Linked DNA regions of Homo sapiens: region 2 is linked to region 1. Evidence: chromatin loops called from intact Hi-C (ENCODE). Cell type or tissue: IMR-90. All regions are shown on one strand. Each heading gives the region's core, and the rest is flanking DNA. Links, peaks and the distances in the headings are about the cores only. Region 1 holds the start of AIF1 (allograft inflammatory factor 1). Region 2 overlaps NFKBIL1 (NFKB inhibitor like 1).

Region 1 (5,368 bases), core at 52-5,051:
CTTACAATTTTGTCTTCTGTTTCCATATCTGGGTCATTAGAAGCCCCTTCAATCCCATCATCCCTTTTCCCTTCAAATCAGGGCAACTCAGAGATAGCTTTCTTGGCTGGGGGGCCTGTTGGCTTTTCCTTTTCTCTCGCTTTTTCCTCATACATCAGGATCCTGGTTGAGATGGGAAGAGGCACAGGGATCAGGGAACACTCCTCTCAAGGGAATAAATCATAGGGTGCTAGGAAAGGCTAGAAGGGGATGGGGATGTGAGGGTGGAAGGGGGAAGAGGAAGGGCAGGGGTTGGAGTTTCTGGGGACCAGGACTATGGATAGGGATGGGGTCGGGACCTTGGAAGGGTCCCTCTAAGGATGGAAGAAGGGATGATGGGCAACGTGTAGAAATGTTGAGCCTGTGGACAAGGGTAGGGATGGGGGAGGAGAAAACAGGTAAGTACAGGGGAGGTTGGAAATTGACACTCACATTTTTAGGATGGCAGATCTCTTGCCCAGCATCATCCTGAGAAAGTCAGGGTAGCTGAACGTCTCCCCGGAGCCACTGGACACCTCTCCAATTAATTTCTTTAGCTCTAGGTGAGTCTTGGGGACTCCAAGTTTCTCCAGCATTCGTTTCAGGGACATGATATCTGGGGGCAGAGGATGGGGATGGGGAGAAGGTGGGGAGACCCTCTCTCTCCTCTCCCACTTCCGCATCCCCATTCTCCTTCCTCCCACTGTGGTAGGTGGGCCCCCTCCCAAATCATGAGGAATGGAGCATGTAGGAGAGACCTCTGTCTTCTTAGGCCTGCACACCACCCTGCCCCCGCAAATCACCCGTTTCTCACCAATATCGCCATTTCCATTAAGGTCAAACTCCATGTATTTCTCTGGGTGAGGGGAGAGAGCAGAAGGGATAAGCGCTGACTGGAGGGTTTTCAGCAGGGGACTGAGGAAGGGGTTGCCAACCAACTGCTAGGTGGAGGAGACAACGTGGAAGGAGGAGGAGGGGCAGGCAGAGGAAGTGGGGTTGGGGAGTTGAGGGGCCCCGCTAGGGTGTAAGGAGCTAGAGGGGATGCTGAGAGAGGCAGGCCCGGGAAAGGGACCGCAGTGTGGCAGGAGGGCAATAAAGGCAGGTTCCCCTTTTGCTACCACAAAAGTAAACTTTTTATCTCTGCTGTTCCTGCCTTGTTCTTGTGGAAATCCTAACCCTCCTACCCCCAGCCCTGTCTCCACCGCCTACAGTTTCCCCCTCACCTTTGAAGCCTTCCAGTTTGGAGGGCAGATCCTCATCACTGCTATATTTGGGATCGTCTAGGAATTGCTATGGAGGGGAAAATAAGAGCCAGGGTAGGCCCTCCCCATCCACGCCCCATCCCCCTGGCTCTGCCCCCTTAGTTCTTCCTTCTACCTTGTTGATCTCATCCAGCCTCTCTTCCTGCTGGGCCTTCAGCAGTCCGAAAGCTTTTCCTCCTGTGGGGTGAAAAAAATTAATCAGCCCTCATCCCTCCCTTCCTCTCCTTACCCTGACACCAGCCCGGGCTACCCTAGGCCAGCTGACTGCCCTCCTAGCCCACAGCCCAGGTCTGTCCATCTCATTCCTCCGATCTAATGCCGCTGCCTATCCCACCCTCCCTACCCTGTAAATCCCTGGTTTGGCTCATAGCTCAGCAGATGCTGGTAGAGGTGGGGAGACAGACCAAGCTGGAGGCCTCTGTCTGCAGGCTCTCCTTCTCTCCCACCAGTCTTCTCAGAAGCCTTCCTCCCAAACTTCCCCTTTCCCCTCATTCCTTCCTCCTCTGCCTCCCAGACCTCACTTCCCCATCAGGTTCTGCTGACACTAGCACCCCAGGAAGGAGGGGGAGCCTGGTGTGAAATGCAGATTAGAAAATAACATTCTCCCAAATTCCTCTTAAATGAGAGCCCAGTGTGCGCATGAAACAAATATTTTGATAAGCCACTGGAGGTGTGCAGGAAGGGCAGGAAGACACCAGGGATATTTATTCTCAGGAACTAGTATTTTTGAACAGGTCCAAGGTTCAGGTAATGATAAGACCTTGCATTTTGTCAGGTTTCATGAGTCTGGGCAGGCAGCTGTGGATAGGAAGACAAGGAAGGGCTGGCTGAATTTTTCTGCTCTGTAGATCGGAGAAGAATCTGAAGTCTGCTGGCAGCTCCAGGAGGGTGACAAGATGGGCACAGGGTTTAGAAAGGGAGAGAAACCTCACTCCCAGCCTGGCAGCTCCAAGGAGGCCCTTAAAAATATGGAAATGTCTAACAAAACATTTTAATTTGTTTGCTTTAGAATGTGCAACGTAACCCTCTCATCTTATCTCCTTTGAAATCTTTAGTAAAATCTATAGAGATCAGGAATTTAAGAGTTTAAGTAGATTCTTTGGAGGAACTGAAAGTGGTACTTAAAGAAACAGCGTTTGTGGACAGAAGAGCCAGGGAGTGAGGCTGACATCAGGTTTGCACACTGCACGTGCGTGCACACATGCAGGCATGTTTGTGTGATGGTGGTGCTGGTCACTGTGGGTTCAACAGAGTGGATGATAGCCTCTGACACATGCCTCCCTAGGCATAACCTTTATCCCCTCTGTCACTCTGTTTGGCCAGTCGCTTCTTGGAGAGGTGAGGACAGCACATTTCCCTCATTGAGATTTCCTGGTCCAAACTCCCTGCCCAGGGCTCCATCTACCCTGCCCCGGCATTGATGAAGACACCTTTCCTTCTCCCTTCCCCCCAACATATTTCCTTTTCTGTAGCTGGGAGTTTTCACTTCTCACTGCCCTCTCCCTGACCCAAGCCAGGTAGGGGAGATGCTGGAGTGGCCTCTGGCTGCTGCTGCTGCTTTTTTTTTTTTTTTTGAGTCGGAGTCTTGCTCTGTCGCCCAGGCGGGAGTGCAATGGTGCAATCTCGGCTCACTGCAACCACTGCCTCCTGGGTTCAAGCAATTCTCCTACCTCAGCCTCCTGAGTAGCTGGGACTACAGGCGCCCACCACCACGCCCAGCTAATTTTTGTATTTTTAGTACAGATGGGGTTTCGCCATGTTGGCCAGGATGGTCTCTATCTCTTGACCTTGTGATCCACCCACCTCAGCCTCCCAAAGTGCTGGGATTACAGGCATGAGCCACTGCACCTGGCTGGACTCTGGCTTCTTGACTTCCCTTTATTGCAGCTACATTCTCCTGCTGCAGAGAGAGCTGCAACCCTGTACTCCCAATGTTCTCAGTGCCTGCTGGGAGGAACTCACTTCTTTATTCATACGTTCACTCAACAGATATTTACTGAATGCTTACTATATGCCAGACATGCCTCTAGGCCCAGAGAACCCAACAAATGAAAACTCTTGTCTTCATGGTTGATCTAATTGGGGAAGGCAGACAATACAAATAAATAAGTATATTAAAGGTGCTAGGTGGCCAGGCGCAGTGGCTCACGCCTGTAATCACAGCACTTTGGGAGGCTGGGGCAGGCGGATCACAAGGTCAGGAGTTGGAGACCAGCCTGACCAACATGGTGAAACCCCATCTCTACTAAAAATACAAAAATTAGCAGGGCCTGGTGGTGCGTGCCTGTAATCCCAGCTGCTCAGGAGGCTGACGCAGGCGAATCGCTTAAACCCGGGAGGCAGAGGTTGCAGTGAGCTGAGATCGCGCCATTGCACTCCAGCCTGGGCAACAGAGTGAGACTCCGTCTCAAAAAAAAAAAAAAAAAAAAAAAAAAGGCGCCAGGTGCCTATGGAGGAAAACAAAGTAGGGAAGAGGGGACATAGGAGTATTATTGCCAATGGTCCCCAGTTTTTTGTTTTTTGTTTTTTGTTTTTTTTTTAAACGGAGTCTCACTCTGTCGCCCAGGCTAGAGTGCAATGGCTTGATCTCAGCTCACTGTAACCTCCGCCTCCTGGGTTCAAGCGATTCTCCTGCCTCAGCCTTCCGAGTAGCTGGGATTACAGCCACCTGCCATCATACCTAGCTAATTTTTGTATTTTTGTAGAGGCGGGGTTTCACCATGTTGACCAGGCTGGTCTTGAACTCCTGACCTTAGGTGATCTACCCACCTCGGACTCCCAAAGTGCTAGGATTACAGGCGTGAGCCACTGCACCCAGCTTTTTTTGTTGAGACAGAATCTCGCTCTGTTGCCCAGGCTGGAGTGCAGTGGCACAATCTCAGCTCACTGCAACCTCTGCCTCCCGGGTTCAAGCGATTCTCCTGCCTCAGCCTAACGAATAGCTGGGATTACAGGCGATCACCACTATACCCGGCTAATTTTTGTATTTTTAGTAGAGATGGGGTTTCACCAAGTTGGCCAGGCTGGTCTTGAACTCCTAACCTTGTGATCCTCCCACCTTGGCCTCCCAAAGTGCTGGGATTACAGGTGTGAGCCTGACTTGTCCCCAGTTTTAAATATGGTGGTCTGGCCAGACACGGTGGCTTACGCCTGTGGTCCTAGCCACTTGGGAGGCTGAAGTGAGAGGATCGCTTGAGCCCAGGAGATCAAGGCTGCAGTGAGCCATGACCGTGCCATTACACTCCAGTCTGGGCAACAGAGTGAGACCCTGTCTCAAAAAATACAATAAAATAATAAAATAAATAGAGTGGTTAGAGAAGCGTTCTCTGAAAAAGTGATATTTGAGCAAAGATTTCTTTTCTTTTTTTTGAGATGGAGTCTCACTCTGTCACTCAGGCTAGAGTGCAGTGGTGCAATCTCCACTCACTGCAACCTCCACCTCCCGGGTTCAAGTGATTCTCCTGCCTCAGCCTCCAGAGTAGCTGGGATTACAGGCACCTGCCACCACGCCCAGCTGGCTAATTTTTTGTATTTTTAGTGAGACGGGGTTTTACTATGTTGGCCAGGCTGGTCTTGAACTCCTGATCTCATGATTCGCCCACCTCGCCCTCCCAAAGTGCTGGGATTACAGGTGTGAGCCACCACGCCTGGCCGTTTGATCAAAGATTTTAAGCAAGCAAAGGAACAAGCCTCTGTCTTCCTAGGCCTGCACACTTCCCCAAATCACCTTTTTTCACTGATATCTCTGTTTCCATTCTGGTCAAACTTTATGTATTTCTTTGGGTAAAGAGAGAGAACAGACAGGGTAAGCACTGGCTAGAGGGTCTTTGGCAGAGGATCGAGGAAGGCATTGCCAACCAAGTGCTAGGTTGAGGAGAGGATGTGGAAGGAGGAGATGGGGCAGGCAGAGTGGGCTTGGGGAGTTGAGGGACCATGTAAGGTGGATATACGGCTAGAAAGAAAAATACTTATTTTTTTTTTTTTGAGACAGAGTCTCCATCTGTCGCTAGACTGGAGTGCAGTGGCGCGATCTTGGCTCACTTCAACCTCCACATCCTGGGTTCAAGCGACTCTCCTGCCTCAGCCTC
Region 2 (5,368 bases), core at 217-5,216, 53 kb after region 1:
TCTCTACTAAAAATACAAAAATTAGCTGGGCGTGATGGTGGGCAACTGTAATCCCAGCTACTCTGGAGGCTGAGGGAGGAGAATCGCTTGAACCCGGGAGGCAGAGGTTGCAGGGAACCAAGATTGAGCCATTGCACTCCAGCCTGGGCAACAAGAGTGAAACTCTGTCTCAAAAATTGACTTGGGTAAACTAAGTGGTCTCATTCTTGGGGCTTTGTCTTAGGCTGCCAAGCGCTGCAGTAGACAGCTGAGTCACCATAAGAGGCCTATAACTAATCCTGGCCAGCTAATCTCAGAGAGTCATCAGTGTTCTTGGACACAACTTTTACTCATTCTTTGTTGACTCCCCATTATACTACTGTGCGTGATGTTCTAAATCTCCGTGCCTCTGATGTTCTTCACTCTCATCTATTAATATTTCATTGAGCTTAAGGCCATCAAGTGTGGATCTCACTTCCCTCTTTTTCCTTAATTTTGTTATATTTAATCTTTCCTTACATACTGACTCACAGTACTTTTTCTTGTTTCCAAGACTGATCCTTTTATCTGTACTCTATCCCACTTCCTCTATCTTTACTATATTCTCTCCCCACTTCTTGCTTATGTTTTCACTATCTCTCCCTTTCTTGTTTGTTTTTGGGATAGGCTTGCTCTGTTGCCCAGGCTGGAGTGCAGTGGCGCGATCTCGGCTCACTGCAACCTCTACCTCTCGGGTTCAAGTGATTCTCCTGCCTCAGCCTCCTGAGTAGCTGGGGTTACAGGCGTGTGCCACCACGCCCAGCTAATTTTTGTATTTTTAGTAAAGACAGCATTTCACTATGTTGGCTAGGTTGGTTTTGAACTCCTGATATCTATAGTCTGCCCACCTCAGCCTCCCAAAGCGCTGGGATTACAAGGGTGAGCCACCGCACCTGGGCTTTTTTTTTTTTTTTTTTTGAGACTGAGTCTCGCTCTGTCACCCAGGCTGGAGTGCAGTGGTGTGATCTCGGCTCACTGCACCCTCTGCCTCCTGAGTTCAAGCGATTCTCCCACCTCAGTGAATAGCTGGGACCACAGGCATGTGCCACCACGCCTGGCTAATTTTTGTATCTTTCGTAGAGATGCGGTTTTGCCATGTTGGCCATACTAGTCTTGAACCCCTGGCCTCAAGTGATCTGCCCACCTTGGCCTCCCACAGTGCTGGGATTACAGGTGTGAGCCACTGCACCTGGCCTATCTTTGTCTCTTTAAGCATCTTCATTTTACCTTCAATTTTATTTCTTGAAAATAAACAACAAAAAAGATCCTTCCTTGGAATATTTCTCCCTCAAATGTCCAGTCTATCTCACCTTCCGTTTTCGTGTGATGTCTCAAAAGACTAGCCCCCTTAACGAACCACTTTTTCAGGAACTGGTAAAATTTCCCTCAACTGTAAAATCTGTGGGTAGAACTAAGAGATGATTCTCAGTTATTCTGTGTTCACCATTCTGACCTCATGCCCACCACCTCCTTTTCCTCACCTCCCACTCATTCCTCAACCTATGTAAAGTGATTTCTGCCCCTCTATTAAATGGAAACGGTTTTCTCAAAATTTGTAATCGTCTAGTTCCTGAACCCAACAATCTTTTCAACCCTCATTTACTAGACCTCTTTGAAGCCTCAAACATGGCTGCCCTGTCTCTGCTTGGCATCCCCCGCCCCCCGTGCCCTGCTTCTCTGACTGCTCCCCAACCTCTCCTTTATTGGTTCTCTTCCTTTGATCATGCTCAGGGCTCTTCTGGTCACTCCGCCCCCTCCCTTGAAGATCCTGTCCACTCAAAGGCTCAACCTCTACTGGGAAGGGAATGATGCCCAAATCTGTTCCTCCAGACCCAACTTCTCTTGAGCTCCAGACCTGCTTTCTGGAAATCTCCACCTGAGAGTCATGCTGGTACCTCAAACCTTCATTGAGCACTTTATTACCCTAAGCAGGCATACCTATACATTATAACTATAATGTATAGTTATTATTTGTATACTGTCTCATTAGACTGCAAGTTCTATGAAGGCAGTGACTTTATTATTTATACCTATTGTCAAGCAGTGCCCTGCTCCTAATAGGTGCTTAATAATTTTTTTTTTTTTTGGATACAGAGTCTTGCTCTGTCACCCAGACTGGAGAGCAGAGGCATGATCTCAGCTCACTGCAACCTCTGCCTCCCGGGTTCAAGTGATTCTTGTGCCTCAGACACCTGAGTAGCTGGGATTACAGGTGCCCAAGACCACACCCAGCTAGTTTTTATATTTTTAGTAGAGACGGGGTTTCACCATGTTGGCCAGGCTGGTCTCGAACTCCTGGCCTCAAGTGATCCTCCCAAAGTGCTCCCACCTTGGCCTCCCAAAGTGCTGTGATTACAGGAGTGAGGTGCCTGGCCACCACCACCCACCTTTTGGACAGACGTTGAGAGGATTTGTGGTGTTAGGAAAAGGGCTGGTTAACACACAGTAGGTATTAATTCACAAGATGATGGCCGTTTTCTTACTCCTTGTCTGTACTGCAGCACTCACCTGTTCTCCCTCTTTTTCATCGTCACCTGGACCACTGCCCACAGGATGCAGTCCAATCTCTGACCTTGACTTTCTGTGGTCCTTTCTTCATCACATGTTCCCTCACACCTGTGCTTCTTCTCCCTCAGGACGCTCCTTTCCCAGAACATACTGCATTTTCTGACTTGTCAGGCTCGCTCAAGACGTGTTATTCGCCTATGGAACCTTTCCATCCACCTCCACCTAGTGAACCCATTCATTAGAGCAAGTTCAAATGCTGTCTCCTCAGAGGCTCCCTGGATGCTTTCAAATGGACTTAATCTCCCCTCTTTCTGTAATCATCTTAAAGTTTACTCATCATGCCTTGAATCAGTTAACTAGGTATGGGTCTGCCTCCCCACTAGATTGTAAGCTTGAAGCAGGGTTTAAATTTATCTTTGGGCTACATAATGCTCAGTTGACCTACACTGAACAGAGTCCCTCCCAGATCCTTTTCCTAACTTAATCCAAACCTGCCCCAACCTGAGTCCTCAAACTGACCCTCTTCAATCTCATTATTCTTTTCCAGGCCTGTTCCTCCAATTGAATCCCAATGCATCCTCCACTGAGACTCAACTCCTGGTGCCAGCTCTAGAGAGCAGAGATACACTTCCACCTACCCACTGTTTCATGGCAGGCACTGAGTCACCCCTTGGGAATCCCTGGCCCCTGTCCCTGCCCCCACCATGCTGGACAGGATGCCTGCTGCCTGCCCCAAGGGGTCAGAGGAAGCCAGGGCCTCTAGGGCTCAGTATTTTTATCAGCCTAGGAAACAAGAGACACAGAAGCGGAAACCATGTGGTCAGAGAAAGTGAACAGCCCTTATCTCAGGGGAACCCCCACCAGGGCTGGGGGCCAGACACCAGGAAGGGACGTTGAAAAGACTGTGGTCCGGTGGGCCCAGGTTTCAGGGCTTATTTTGCTTTGGTTTTATGTAACTCTTGCAGAAGGGGAAATGATGTGCTTAAAAACCAGTGAGAAATCTCCTGGGTGGAGGAGCAAATTTGGTCACCAGAGTTTTCTGTAATTTACTTCTCAACCTCCAGCTTAGGGATCCTAACCCCAACTCCCCCCAAGGCCAAACCTGGACTCTTTGCATGCCACTTCCGAAAAGCTCCAGCCTGTGAGAGGAACCGGACGCCAGGGTCACACACAGCTTGAAGTCTCTTCTCTGAATCACAGCAGCTTCCTCTCACAGGATCTTTCTCACCAGCCCTTCCCCCTCCTGCACCCTGAACATCTGCCTGGTCCTTCAGAGGCCTTGGTCTCTTCCGAACTTCAGGCTGTCTTATTCAAGGATCTCATGCCCACCCATGTTCCCGTGTTCCCAGAGGCGTGCCCTCCCTGTCTTCTACTGCCTTCCACTTCCACTCCTGGGATTCTCCTGTAGAGAACTGGGCTCAAAACCTGAAAGATAAGTTTCTGATTGATAAGATGCTCTGGTGTAACTATGCAGACAGTGCACTCACCAGCACATGTCTGTACTCTCCTTGCAGCCCTGTCCTTTCTTTTTGCCAAGTTCCCAGTTGTGTCCTGGGCGATGGTAGTGGGGTCTACCTATCTTAGTTTCCAGGGAGCCCCCCTCTCTCCTCCGTGGGAATCCCAGACTCTCCCTCCACCTCTCAGGACTTCAACTACTGGTTCTTGGAAAAGGAAATGTTTATAGGGAAGGCCATGCCTGGGCTGCCCAGAGATGAACTCAGGTTTAGGATGGGGCAGCAGCTGAATGGCGGAGATGAGGATTGGGGCCCTGGAGGAAGAGAGATACAACTGACAAGCTAGAGGGCAGAGATGGATGGAGCCAGCAGCCTGGCTGGCTTTGGGTGTGGAGCTCCAGTTGCCCAAGAACAGACAACCCATGTTACATAATTTTGCTCTTTCCACCTCCTTCCCCTGCTCCTAATTTTAGCAACTGAAATTCCACTCCCCCACAGGGCTCTTCCTCCAGCCATTCTGCTTGTATTCCCCATCCTCCCCCAGCCTCCTCATGGCCCCCCAGCGCCGGCTACCCCCAACTCGCTCATTCAGTGACTCAGCAAAGGGAAAGCCCTGTGTTGGGGGAAGGGGGTGTTAAGTGGGGAGGAGGATGTGGTTCAGCTTGGGGAGCCAGGGAGGGGAGGGAAACTGGTTTTGTTCCCCTTTTTGCCTCTGTTCGCATCTATTTCTCCAGCCACAGATTGCAGGGTGGACAAGACCCCAGTGTAGGGAGTGGAGTGAGACTGGATGGCAAACTGGGCCTTCTTAGGGCTGAACTGAGGGGGCATGCAGAGGCTTCTTGCCTCCAGCTCAGAGCCCGTGTTAGCGTGTGCGTGTGTGTTGCAGGTGTGTGGGAGCTGTGGGTTTCAGCAGGCGGGGCGGGAAAGGAGATGTCATGGGTGATGAAAACCACAGCAATGGAAAAAGACAGAGGAGACACTGGGAGTGAGATGTGGAACCAGGTCTTATTAGGAAACGGCAGAGTCAAGGAGCAGTGGTGGCGGCCCGCACCCCCCACCCCCACTTGTTACAACTTTCGCTCCCACCCATATCCTCTGCTGAGCAGCACCTGGCTCTTCCTTGTGGTCCCCATCCTTTCCCTTACCCTTCCTTCTGCCTCATCCTGAGGCTGCAGCCCCGAAGTTTCTTGCTTCTTCCCTAGGGTCACTTGAGGGCCTCTGCATGGCGATTCAGGGCCTGAGAAAGGGCTGTCACTGCTCCCATCACACGGCCCAGCTCCCAGGTCTCAATCTGGCTTCGGAATCGCTGCAGGAAGCGGTCAGGGTGCCAGCGGACCTGCTGGACCCTCAAGTACCTCCTCAGAGCCCCCTGTTCCTCCAAAGGGGGG

What was found. Peaks named below come from ENCODE experiments on the same cell type or tissue, not always from the same donor. Only the 100,000 strongest peaks of a DNase experiment are listed, where the experiment ranks them.
Region 2: a loop joins it to region 1, with 5 times the contacts of the local background. A loop is called at or near these places in 4 of 110 quality-filtered maps.

The regions. Positions count from the first base shown.
Region 1 is chr6:31,611,610-31,616,977 of GRCh38, reverse strand. It overlaps AIF1 (allograft inflammatory factor 1), which reads right to left and starts at 1,744. Exons shown (of 6, transcript NM_001623.5): 1 at 1,624-1,744; 2 at 1,396-1,457; 3 at 1,242-1,308; 4 at 833-874; 5 at 472-634; 6 at 1-162. The coding sequence starts at 1,648. The coding sequence ends at 78. RefSeq lists enhancers at 478-978, 979-1,479. In IMR-90, for the core only: no CTCF peak of the experiment used is centred there; no DNase peak of the experiment used is centred there; H3K27me3 peaks cover 408 bases.
Region 2 is chr6:31,558,428-31,563,795 of GRCh38, reverse strand. It overlaps NFKBIL1 (NFKB inhibitor like 1), which reads right to left. Exons shown (of 4, transcript NM_005007.4): 4 at 4,967-5,368. The coding sequence ends at 5,185. It overlaps LOC100287329 (a long non-coding RNA gene), which reads left to right. Exons shown (of 2, transcript NR_149045.1): 2 at 3,074-4,225. It also overlaps a transcript of LTA not described here. Among named protein-coding and RNA genes, the nearest start is that of LTA, 11 kb to the left of the region's middle. In IMR-90, for the core only: no CTCF peak of the experiment used is centred there; a DNase peak (open chromatin) is centred at 265; H3K27ac peaks cover 328 bases.